Regions from separate parts of the Homo sapiens genome. Here regions 1 and 3 are each linked to region 2. A link is a contact called in ENCODE Hi-C or POLR2A ChIA-PET data. All regions are on one chromosome and are shown on one strand. Each heading gives the region's core, a stretch centred on a gene start or an enhancer-like site at or near the end of the contact. The rest is flanking DNA. Distances are from core to core; before and after follow the strand shown. Region 1 holds the start of NUFIP1 (nuclear FMR1 interacting protein 1). Region 2 has its middle 63 kb from the start of MIR8079. Region 3 has its middle 9.4 kb from the start of TRE-TTC2-1.

Evidence for each region. Hi-C counts contacts between places; a loop is a spot of excess contacts on that map. ChIA-PET counts read pairs that join two places held with the same protein, here RNA polymerase II (POLR2A). Pooled maps may share reads with other maps.
Region 1: a loop to region 2 is called in a pooled map, with 5 times the contacts of the local background. The contact joins the promoter of NUFIP1 here to the enhancer-like site in region 2. A Hi-C loop is called at or near these places in 1 of 168 maps with a recorded cell type or tissue (PC-9), 1 of 37 single-sample maps with no recorded cell type and 4 of 50 pooled maps. POLR2A ChIA-PET finds 5 or more read pairs at or near these places in 1 of 52 experiments (GM10248).
Region 3: POLR2A ChIA-PET joins it to region 2 with 12 read pairs in WTC11. The contact joins two enhancer-like sites. A Hi-C loop is called at or near these places in 7 of 168 maps with a recorded cell type or tissue (B cell, CD4-positive, alpha-beta T cell, CD4-positive, alpha-beta memory T cell and 2 more), 4 of 37 single-sample maps with no recorded cell type and 13 of 50 pooled maps. POLR2A ChIA-PET finds 5 or more read pairs at or near these places in 2 of 52 experiments (OCI-LY7 and WTC11).

Annotation. Positions count from the first base shown.
Region 1 is chr13:44,986,740-44,990,918 of GRCh38, forward strand. NUFIP1 (nuclear FMR1 interacting protein 1) reads right to left here and starts at 2,732. Exons shown (of 10, transcript NM_012345.3): 1 at 2,286-2,732. The coding sequence starts at 2,697. It overlaps GPALPP1 (GPALPP motifs containing 1), which reads left to right and starts at 2,799. Exons shown (of 8, transcript NM_018559.5): 1 at 2,799-3,003. The coding sequence starts at 2,916. RefSeq lists enhancers at 2,270-2,908, 2,533-2,602, 2,793-2,982, 2,909-3,545.
Region 2 is chr13:44,257,679-44,261,603 of GRCh38, forward strand. No RefSeq gene overlaps it. Among named protein-coding and RNA genes, the nearest start is that of MIR8079, 63 kb to the left of the region's middle. Within about 2 kb of position 2,118, at least 16 of the 41 ENCODE cell types and tissues checked have a DNase peak (open chromatin) inside an H3K27ac peak, as active enhancers do.
Region 3 is chr13:44,925,358-44,929,442 of GRCh38, forward strand. No RefSeq gene overlaps it. Among named protein-coding and RNA genes, the nearest start is that of TRE-TTC2-1, 9.4 kb to the left of the region's middle. Within about 2 kb of position 2,779, at least 2 of the 41 ENCODE cell types and tissues checked have a DNase peak (open chromatin) inside an H3K27ac peak, as active enhancers do.

The DNA of each region.
Region 1 (4,179 bases), core at 1,482-3,981, 730 kb after region 2:
CAATCTCATGGTAAACCTTTAATGGATGAGAAGTGGCTTCTTATGGATGAGGAAAGAAAGTGCTTTTTTGAGAAGGAATCTACTCCTGGTGAAGATGCTGTGAACACTGTTGAAATGACAACAAAGGATTTATAATATTATATAAACTTAGTTGATAAAGTAGCCTCGACTTCCTGGGCTCAAGGAATCCTCCTGCCTCAGCCTCCCATGCTTCTAGGACCACAGGCATTCCACCACGCCTGGCTAATTTTATTTTTTTTGTAGAGACGGGGGTCTCACTTTGTTGCCCAGGCAGGTCTCAAACTCCTGGGCTCAAGCAATCCTCTTGCCTCTGCCTCTCAAAGTGCTAAGATTAGGCTGGGTGCAGTGGCTCACGCTTGTAATCTCAGCACTTTTCGGAGGCCAAGGAGGATGGATCACTTGAGGTCAGGAGTTCGAGATAAGCCTGGCCAACATGGTGAAACCTTGTCTCTACTAAAAATACAAAAATTAGCCAGGCATGGTGGCGGGCACCTGTAGTACCAGCTGCTCGGGAGGCTGAGGCAGGAGAATCACCTCAACCTGGGAGGTGGAGGTTGCAATGAGCCAAGATCACGCCATTGCACTCCAGCCTGAGCAACAGAGACTCTGTCTCAACAAATTAAAAAAAAAAATAAATAAAGTGCCCAGATTATAGGTGTGAGCTACCCTGCTCAGCCTAAAGTATTTTTTAATCAAGGTATGTAAGTTGTTTTTTAAGACATAATGGTATTGCACACTTACTAGACTATGGTATAATGTAAAAATAACTTTTTTGCCCCATAGGATCTGCAGGAAAACATACTTTTACATGCAACGGAAAACCAAAAAAAAAATAATTGTGTGACTTGCTTTACTGCAGTGGTCTGTAACTGAACCCACAAGAGCTCCAAGGTATCCCCAGATCTAGAATCCAACTACTTCTCACCATCCCTTGGGCTTCACCCTGGTCCAAGTCTCCAATATCTCTTGTTTAGAAAAGTAACTACAATAGCTTCCTAACCGGTTTCCCTTTCAGTCAGTTCTCACCAACAGACACATTAATCCTCTTAAAACGTAAATCAGGTCATGTCAATCCGCTGTACTACCCACCTCACAACAGTAAAAGTCAAAGTCCCACGATCTACAAAGACATACCAGGTCTTACCCTCCTCCCCCATCTTCTACAATTATACTCCAGACTCAGTCCTCTGTAGCCACACTGGTTCCCATTCTGATGTATAGCTTCTAAGCCTCAAGACCTTTGCACTTGCAGTTCCTTCTGCCCGTACCCCTATTCTCCCAGTTGTATGCATGGCTGTGATCTCTCACCTCCCTAAAGTCTTCGCTCATATGTCACCTTCCTTATGACTAACAATGACATTTAAAACTGCACTACCTGGCCCGGCGTGGTGGCTCATGCCTGTAATCCCAACACTTTGGGAGGCTGAGGCGGGCGGATGCCTGAGCTCAGGAGTTAGAGACAGGCCTGTCCAACACGGGGCAACCCCCTTTCTACTAAAAATATAAAAAATTAGCCGGGTGTGGTGGCGTGGGCCTGTAGTCCCAGCTACTCAGGAGTTTGAGGCATGAGAATTGCTTGAACTCGGGAGGCAGAGGTTGCAGTGAGCCTCTCTGCAGAGACTGCATAGGCTGGAGTGAAGTAGATCGCGCTACTCTTCACTCCAGCCTGGGCGACAGAGCGACACTCTGTCTCCAAAAAAAAAGAAAAAAAGAAAATCCTGCACTACTTACCATTCTTCTTTGTTTTATCTCTCTCCATGCCACTCAACCTTCTAATGCACAATATTTTATTTTGCTTATTGTCTGTCTTCCTACACAAGAGAGATAATATTAAGCTCCATAATATTTTTTGTATGTTCTGCTCACTGCTATATACCCAGATTCTGGTACATAGTCGGAATTCAATAAATAACTGCTAAATGGAATTAACAGTCAACAGGAAAACATTCTAGTCAGACATATTTTGAGAACAAAGGATTTACAATATTATATAAACTTAGTTGATAAAGCAGCCTCGACTTCCTGGGTTCAAGGAATCCTCCTGCCTCAGCCTCCCATGCATCTGCGACCACAGGCATGCCACCATGCCTGGCTAATTTTATTTTTTTTGTAGAGACGGGGGTCTCACTTTGCTTTGAGATGCTAATGACCAGACTCCAAGAGTGCAGAGGCAAGGCAGAGTAGAGAGAGGAAGCAGAGAAAGGGGAGAGGAAAGAACGGGGGAAAAAGGTAAAGGGGTCGACTCACGTGGAAAAATAGCCTACCTGCAGGGTTGAAGGACTTCTGATGCCGAGGAAACCTATCAGAAGACTGTCTCCAATACCACGATGTGGAAGCATGGAAATTCCAAGGCTGGCCGCTGGGTTGAGGCTGAGAATCAAGGGGAGACTGGGCGTCGAAGGGGGGTTGCGCCCCGGGAAGAATCTGGGCGTCGAAGGGGGGCGGAGCCCCGGGGAGAGACTGGGCCTCCATGGGGGGCTGCGACTCAGAGGAAGGCTTTGACCCGGCTGCGGGAAGCGAGGACGTAAGTGGTGGTGGCGGTGGCGGCAGCATTGCCCAGAACATCCAGCTGTCCCGCGGCGGGGCAGTGTCGCTCAGGGGCCCTAACGTGGGAGTCAGCTCGGGAGACGCATGCCACCCGATAGGAGTCTCGAAATCACTAGTCGGCTCAGCCATACCACTGGCGGGTCCGGAGTCTAGCACGCGACTGTGGAGCAAGCATTAGGCGTCACTTCCTTTACCGTGAACTACAAGGCTCAGCCAACCACAGGCTTTACGTCATTTCTCGGCGCCGGGAAACCTGCCATTCTTCGCTGCTGATCGCGGGATTCTTTTTGGATAGGGTTGACGTTCGTGGATAGACTCATATCTGTGACCAGTGTCCGCCACCGCGGATGGCAAGAGACCTGATCGGACCGGCCCTGCCGCCCGGCTTCAAGGCCCGCGGAACAGCGGAGGACGAAGAGCGGGACCCGAGCCCTGGTAAGCGGCGGCGTCTCCGCTGCCCACCAGGCCCATCTACCCACTCCCTGGCCGGGCCCTGCTCGCTGAAGAAAGTCGGAGGCCTAGGAGGGCGGAGGAGTGGGGAGTGGGCGCGGCCTGACCCGAGAGAACTTTTCTCTTCCCAAACAGTAGCAGGGGGGAGGAGGCTGGGGGACCCTCCTAGAAACGAGCTTTGGCGTGGTTTGGCTTCGTGATGATAATACATTCTCATTTAGCCTTAATATGAGCTGCACGCTGCCCTAACTGACTGATACCCACTCAGTCATTTAAGCCGTATAAGAAAAAAACTATTTTCCCATGTTGCAAATGGGTACGCCCAAGCCCATGCCAGTGTCTAGATCATACTGCTAGCAAGTGATGGAGCGCGACTTAGAAGGAAGCGGTTCTCTTAACCTCTGTGCCATATTGCCTTCTGATTACAAGAACCTTGCAGATCCTGTTCTCTCCAGCCCCCGACCTGCCTTCCTAGCCTCTCATTCTGTTATTGCATCTGACAAACACAGCCCAATACTCAATCCAGTCTGAGTTGCTGCGCAATTCCTTAACGCTCTAGGCTTCTGGGCTTCCTCTGGTTGCATTCCTAAACATAACTGACAAACTTCTCCCCATCCTTCAAGGCCCAACTTAAATGTCACACCAATAAAACCTTTCCAGATTCCCCGAAGCATTGTCATGCCTTTCTTTTTGCCCTCGGGTTTTTTCCTAATTACATTGCATATTTAGTACACTGTATTTGAATAATTTGTCGACATAATCTGTCTCCACCATTGCACTATGGTCTTCTACCTGAACACGCAACAGGCACTTGGTATATACGAAACGAATGCTTCTCGGATTCCGGCATGCATACCTATCTGCTTTAATGTTTATTCACATTTGTAGACTAGCACCGACACCCAGTTGGAGAAGAGTAAAGCTGAAAGAGTAACCCTGCCATTTCTGAATCTAATTTTTCTTCCTGGTCTACCCGGAGGCTATGTTTCTACTACAGGCCCCTTTCCAATATAATTTCTGTCATAACCACTTTAAAAATTATGCCTTCCAGCTGAGCGAGGTGGCACAAGCCTGTAATCTCAGCACTTTGAGAGGCTGAGACGGGGCGGATCACTTGAACTCAGGAGTTCAAGACCAGCCTGGCCAACATGTTGAAACCCC
Region 2 (3,925 bases), core at 868-3,367:
AGGTTTAATAATGTTTCATTGTATGTATAGACCATATTTTGCTTATCTGCTCCTTCCTTTATGGGCACCTGGCTTGCTTCCACTTTTTGGCTATTGTGAATAATGCTTCTATGAGCATGGGTATACAGTAGTCTCCCTTTATTCTTGCATGTTAGTTACCCATGGTCAACTATGGTCCAAATATATTAAATGAAAAATTCCAGAAATAAATAACTCATAAGTTTTAAATCGCATGACACTCTGAGTGTCGTGATGAAATCTCACACCATCCTGCTCCATCCCCCCAGGAACGTGAATCACTATTTTGTCCAGGGTGTATCCACACTATGTATGCTGCCCACCCATTAGTCACTCAGTTATCAGATCCAATGTCACATCACCGTGCTTGTATTCAAGTAACTTTTATTTTACTTAATAATGGCCCCAAAGTACAAGAATAGTGAGGCTGGCATATTGTTGTAACTGTTCTATTTTATTATTAGTTGTTGTTAATCTCTTCCTGTGTCTAATTTATAAACTAAACTATATTCTAGGTATATATGTATGTATAGGACAAAACATGATATATATGGGAGAATCTTAATTTTAATAGGGTGACAATGCAACCATCCCTAAGAAAGGAATCATGGCTCTCTTTCATTCCCCTTTGCTAGATACTTACTGCTATGAACTGAAAGTTTTTGTCCAAACCAAAATTCATATGTTGAAATCTTATCACCAAGGTGGTGGTATTAGAAGGTGAGGCCTTTGGGAGGTGATTAGGTCATAAGCGTGGAACCCTCATGAATGAGATTAGTGTCCTTACAAAAGAGGCCCCAGAGAGCCACCTTGCCCCTTCCACCATGTAACGGCACAGCAAGATGGCGCCATCTATGAACCTGGAAACGCACCCTCACCACACACCAAATCTGCTGGTTCCTTGATCTTAGATTTCCCAGCCTCCCTTCTTACCAATACATTTCTGTTGTTTATAAATTACCCACTCTACAGTATTTTGTTATAGTAGACCAAATGGACTGAGAAGGAAATATAAAAAAAAAGTATTGAGGGCTTTAGAAAAGACTTTTGTTTCTTAAAAAATAAAAATCTAGAGCCTAATAAAGAGAAGATTTGCCCTTATGATGCTCATGCAAGGACGGAAACCACCAATAAGCACCCTAAAACCAAGAAGCATGAGGACAAAAGCCAGCAGCATGGAGCATGGCAATGGAGAGGCTGGGAAAGCCTGGAAAGATAACCAAGTCAGCCAACAAACTCCGGGGCCACTTACATCCAGACTTTTTAAGGAAATAAAAAGTGCATTTACGAGTTTATTTACTTATAGTCCTTAGTCAAGTGTTCTGTTCCTAAGTGAAACAGAAAGCGGCCTTGAAGGAAAGGAGCTTAATGACGCTAGATCCAGATCTTGTAGTCAACATTAAAACCCCTCTCTCTGCAGTCTCATGGCGACTGTACCTCATTCTGCCTGATGTTTCCAAGACAGCTGTTTACATAACTTTCTTCTTCCCCTTTTCATAACCACTGCCCCCGCCCCCATGTCACCAATGATAAGAAGGCAGAGAGTTTGTCTGAATCATTTTTGTACCCACCACTTTCCCCCACCCCTGCCTGCTATAGATGACTCATTATACCATTTCTATCTTGAATTGTCATTCCCATTACAGGCAGAGAGGACAAAACACAACCACATGCACACACTTTTACACACACAGAACCATATATGTTTATCGACCTGATACAGGGAAATCAGTGGGCTACGGGTGCTGTCCCCCCATTTGAAATCTAAGCATGCCAAGAAGAAGGCAGAGAGGTGAAAGAAAGTGGAGAGAGATTGAATGAAAGAAACTGAGGAGCAAAGGAAGAGAGAGAGAGAAAGAGAGAAAATAACACCACACAGCAGCAGCTCCAGGGCTTGACATCAGCGAGATTTACTGCACTAATATGCCTAGCTGCCTGCCATAATTAGTTTCTGTAAAAACCCTATCTTCTCGCTCAGATTCAATTAAATCATACGGTGTTTATTCGCAAGATTTCTTATTCCACGATGGGAGGGCTGGCAGGACCCCAAGCTCAGCTCACCCACCTGTTCCTTGCCTGGCACTATTTCTGTATCAGTCACGTTTTCAGGTGGTCAGGCAGCCAGGGGATGAATGGGTGAGTGTTTGTGCTCGGAGATACAGGAAGACACCACACACAGCAGCCAGGGCCCTGAATGATGTCATTTTCTTCATGGCTTAAAAGGAAAACATGCACCAGAAATGGGTACCAGAGTGATAGTGAACCTGGTGTCTGATCCTAACACTGGTTATTTTTAAACCCCCTTGTGTCAAGGAGGCAAAACCAGAGTGATGGTTATTAAAAGTCATTTTAAGAACAGGCTCTAGGCTTGTTAGAGAAAATCCTAACAAACCTAGGCTATAAGATAGCAAAACATCTGATTCAGGGAATTGCTCTGTGTGGGATTTCCTGGTCACTCTCCAGGGGTGACTTGGACGGAATGCACTATATGTGCTGCCCTCCATTGCCCTTGGGGTGAAAAAACAGCCCCTCAAAATGCCACCAGTGTAAGAGATATGCATGTGGGGAGGCTATGGGGAGGAGAAGAGAGTCCTGCTCCTAATGAAAAAACAGATTTCTGCATGACACCACGCTCAGCTGCAAGAGCAGTTTTTTCCTCCTGAAGCTGAAATCAATATTAAATTAAATCTGTGTGCTTTGTCTCCATGAATAACTTTCTAACATTCTACATTGGCCAATCAGAATCCCTTCACCCTTGTCAATTCCACTTGGGTAACTTTTTTTTTTTTTTTACTCTGTTTCTTTGCCACCAAACTGCGTGTTCCCATAGGAAAGACACAGCATAACGCATCAGTTGCTCCTTGCTACTAAACAGTTGGTGGGAAAACTAAAATCTGCAGGGAAGAAGAGTAAGATAATTTTTTAACTCTTCAAGGGCACATTTCCTGTTAACCAGCTCTGTCCCCTGGGACAAGTGTGTTAAATGAATATTGACTTGGGGAAGAATCTGGGATCAAATAGGATTCTGAGCCTGTGAAGATGCTTCTCTCTCCTCATCCCCATGCTGGTGGGTGATTTTTTTAAGGTCTTCATCTTCTAATTCCCCTATTTCAACTGTTTGAATCTTTCTGGGAGACTGATTCTTCATTGAGGCTGCACTTGAGAACATGACATAAAACCATAATTTTAAAAGCACTCTAAGACTTGATACAATGAAATCAACTTAAATGTAATTATTTCTTTCCAGGATATTCTTTTTTTTTTTTTTTTTTTGCCTTTTTAAATCATTGCAGTTCTTTTCTGCTAATCTCTAACATCCCTATTCCATGACCCCCCACCAATAAATCCTAGTTTTGCTTCCTCCTTGGCCTGACTTTTGCTTGTTACCCGGAAGCATAAAAGCATCTCAAGTTTAAAAGACGTGTGGTCAGAAGCAAAGAAAAGACCCACCAAAGATGATGTCAATTAAGTCTAGCAGAAGCATTTCTTTCCATGAAAGCACACAGCCCCTAGCATCTGGGGGGAGAAGCTAACATGGTTGAGTCCCTACTGTATGGCAAGCATCTTCAATTAATCGAGACAACAACTTGCAATGCAGTGGTTATACTTGGTAAGTGAGGAAGCTGATGTTTGGAAAGGTGAAGCAACTTTTAGCCCGGTGACAAGCAAAGACTCAACCCTTGCCAGTAGAATTCCCAAATCTGATATACTGCTTGTATATTGGCAGTGAAACATATTCCCTACTCTCCCTACACATCTCCACTATTCACAACCCTCAATCCCTTCCTGAGGTGCTGAGCACAGTGAGTGCACCATCCAACCAGAAGCAACAGCTGTGGAAAGAGCCTTTGGAGGGGCTGGCATCAATCAAAGTCCAGGCATAAACCTCAACAACACAGGACAGCAT
Region 3 (4,085 bases), core at 1,529-4,028, 670 kb after region 2:
TGAAGCTTCAGCAAATGTCCTGCAGTTTTCCTGCTTTTCACTTTCTCACTAGCACATACTGATATTTGACATACTGTGTGTGTGCTACATTTATCTTGCTTGTTGTCTGTCTTTTCTACCGTGGCACAAACATTTTTGCTGTTTCGTTCACTACTATATCCCCCGCCTGGAACAAAACTTGAAATTTAGTAGACATTCAATAAATATTTGTTGAACAAATGAATGAATAAGGACAGTAACACAGATGACAGCATTCAAGGGTATGCTGAGTGATAATGACCACCATGAGAATTAAGAGGCATTAATTCTTAATTCTCTCCATGAGAATTAAGATCACTTCTGGTGAGGGCAGTCACAGAAATGTCAAAAAGAAGGTAGGACTCTAGGTGGTGGACAGAACCTAGCACGCGGGATGTAAATGAGCATAACTCGGAAGCAGATTTGGAGAGGGGCCATTCATTAGAACATGTAGTTAATTTCCGAGCAGTTGATAGACAGTTCCCTACCATGAGAAACTGTTGAACAATAATATCTTTCTTTGGAGTTCTTCTGAGGATAATAATTTTATAAAGGGACTCGGATGTACTACTGAGTACAGGTTAAGTCAGCTGCTGATTACTGGCGCAAGAGGAGCTGAATCTCCTTTTAGCAATCCTTTAAAATTAAAAGGCTATTCAGACTACATCAGAACAGCACTGTCTTCCATTTCCTGTTCTCTTAAAGGTCAGGGTCTTTCCACTCTACCTACAAGTAAACGTTTAATCAACAGCATTTCCTAGTGATCCTGCAAACACTCATCTGCATTGCTATTAATCTTTTCCCCTATTTCCCTGGACAAAACGTTGAGCAAGGAACAGTGCTTGCCAAAGTAGAAGCAGAAATGCAAGAGAGAAGCTACGCAGCAGATGAATCCGAACCACCAGCAGCAATATTCCTATGGAAATAAACAAAGACAACTAAATGAGAAAAGTTAAAAGCGGTTTATTCAGAACTTGCCATAGCAAGGGAGCCAGCCACCATCGCTTGTGTTTTGGTGAGACTCCAAGGCAGGCAGAGGAGCGGGAAAGCTTTAAAGTGAGAAACAGGGAAGGTTTCAGGTGTGCCTTGATTGGAGGCTGTCTGCATGGGAGCAGGCTAACTAGAAGAGGAACATCTTATGGGATTTTAGTGGGGGCATATCTGGCTTTCTCTGGTTGGTCCTAAATTAAAAGTAAGAACAAAAATTAGAGGCTGGGCGTGGTGGTTCACGCCCTGTAATCCCAGCACTTTGGGAGGCCGAGGCAAGCAGATCATTTGAGGCCAGGAGTTCAAAACCAGCTTGGCCAACATGACGAAACCCCATCTCTACTAAAAATTTAAATAACTGGGCACAGTGGCGCGTGCCTATAGTTCCAGCTACTCGGGAGGCTGAGGCACAAGAATCGCTTGAACACGGGAGGCGTAGGCTGCAGTGAGCCAAGATTGTGCCACTGCACTCCAGCCTGGGCAATAGAGCAAGATCCTATATCAGGCTGGGCGCGGTGGCTCACGCCTGTAATCTCAGCACTTTAGGAGGCTGAGGCGGGGGGATCAACTGAGGTCAGGTGTTTGAGACCAGCCTGACCAATATGGTGAAACCCCGTCTCTACTAAAAATACAAAAATTAGCCTGGCTGTGGTGGCGCATGCCTGTAGTCCCAGCTATTCAGGAGGCTGAGGCAGGAGAATCGCTTGAACCCAGGAGGCAGAGGTTGCAGTGAACTGAGATCGCGCCACTGCACTCCAGCCTGGGTGACAGAGGGAGACCTTGTCTCAAAAAAAAAAAAAAGACCCTATTTCAAAAAATTAGAGGAGCTGTAAGTTATTAATCAAGTCCTGGGGCTTCTTAGTACAGAAGCTACTATTTAGCTTCCTGGATTGTTCTAGAGATAGCAGTGTGACTTCCTCCAAGTCTGACTTACAGCAGGCTGGTTTCCTGGGCTGTTTATTATGGAGATGGGGCTGTTTCCTGGGCAGGTTGCTGCAGGTTGCGGGCCAGAGCTCCATTTTTACATGTGGTCCAGCCATTGCCCATCTGTGTACACAGTCTCTCATTTCCAAGAGGGTCAGCAGTCTCACTGCAGCTTCAAAACTCCTCTGCACGACAAGATATAATCCAGCGTCCCCTCACTTCTTCCTTCCACTTACCAGTCTGCGCCCCTCTCCTAAGGCCCAACAATGCTAAATTTTCCCTTCGTTTTTTCCTCACTGTAGCATCTCTCCTACCTCACCTATTTGAGCAAGATATCTCTTTTATATTTAAAATCCTTTTGAAAATCACCTTCAGCCAGGTGCGGTGGCTCACGCCTGTAATCCCAGCACTGTGGGAGGCCGAGGCGGGTGGATCACCTGAGGTCCGCAGTTCAAGACCAGCCCAGCTAACGTGGTGAAATCCTGTCTCTACCAAAAATACAAAATTAGTCGGGCATGGTGGCAGGCGCCTGTAATCCCAGCTACAAGGGAGGGTGAGGCAGGAGAATCTCTTGAACCCTGGGAGGCGGAGGTTGCAGTGAGCCAGATCACACCACTGCACTCCAGCCTGGGCGACAGAGCAAGACTCTATCTCAAAAAAAAGAAAGAAAGAAAGAAAATCACCTTCATGCAGTCTCCGATACCAGCCCCCTCCCAAAAAACTCCGGTTCCCCTTTTCTCTCTACAGTGTTTATGGGTCCATTATTTATTTACAGGTACACATACTTATCACGGGGTATTAACATAAATAACAGTGGCTATGTTTGTTTCCCAAGATTGCTCAGAGCCTGGGATACTGCCAGAGAAGTGCTTAGTAAATGGTTCTGAAGGATAAAAGACAGAGCTATGCCTTGGAAAAACCGAGAGCAATGCCAGTCAACCAGACAGAAGAGTTTCACATCATCTGCTTAACCCTGGGTGATAGCTTTTCTCCTCAGACCTTCTTTTATTTTAAATTTAGAAACACACCAGAGGCATTTCAGAACTGTGTGCATCCTCTGCATTTGGAAAAACAGTTTCCCAGCTCTGTTTGAGGAGTGGTAAAATAATATATAACACCCAATATTATATGTATATAAACATTAAATAACATTTAATAGTTATCATAGGTGAGAATTTAATTAAATCAGTATCTGGATCTGTAAACGAAATCCAGGTACTGATTTAATTAAATTTTCACCTATGATAGCTATTAAACTAAAGCCACATGGCAATAACAAGAATGAAATCAGCCTTCCACATTTACAATCAGAACTACAAAATAAATTGAGTAAGTATAATAAAGACGAACATAACAGCATCGCAATATGACAATGCTCTTTACCTAGATTCAGATTGGCTCCTGAAACACCTCGGATCATCCATCAGGAAAGCCTGATGTGGCCTGAGCTTTTGTCCAGTACTCAGTACCAGCACTATAATAAGTTCTATTCAATTAAAATAAATATATGGCCGGGCACGGTGGCTCATGTCTGTAATCCCAGCACTTTGGGAGGCCAAGGCAGGCAGATCACCTGAGTTCAGGAATTCAAGACCAGCCTGGCCAACATAGCAAAACCCCATCTCTACTAAAAATACAAAAATTAGCCAGGCATGGTGGCACACACCTGTAATCCCAACTACTGGGGAGGCTGAGGCAGGACTACTGCCTGAACCCAGGAAGTGGAGGTTGCAGTGAGCCGAGATGGTGCCACTGCAGTCCAGCCTGGGTGACAAGAGTGAAACTCTATCTCAAAAAATAAAAAATTTAAAAAAAAAGTAAAGTAAATAAATTTTAAACCCTCCATTATAAAGCTTTCAAATACATATATGGTCAAAATCAGTTCACAGCTATTTTAAAACTGCAACAGTATGTGCACTACCGCTCTTTTTTAAGACATTCACCCAGTTTATCTGGGTTCAAATTCTAGATTCCAAAAGAATGGCCATTATGTGTAAACACCGAATCGGAAGAGTGTAAAACTATCCTGTTTATTTTATAAGTTCTGGCCGGGCACAGTGGCTCACGCTTGTAATCCCAGCACTTTGGGAGGCCAAAGCAGGCAGATCATGAGGTCAGGAGTTCGAGACCAGCTGGCCAACACAGTGAAACCCCGT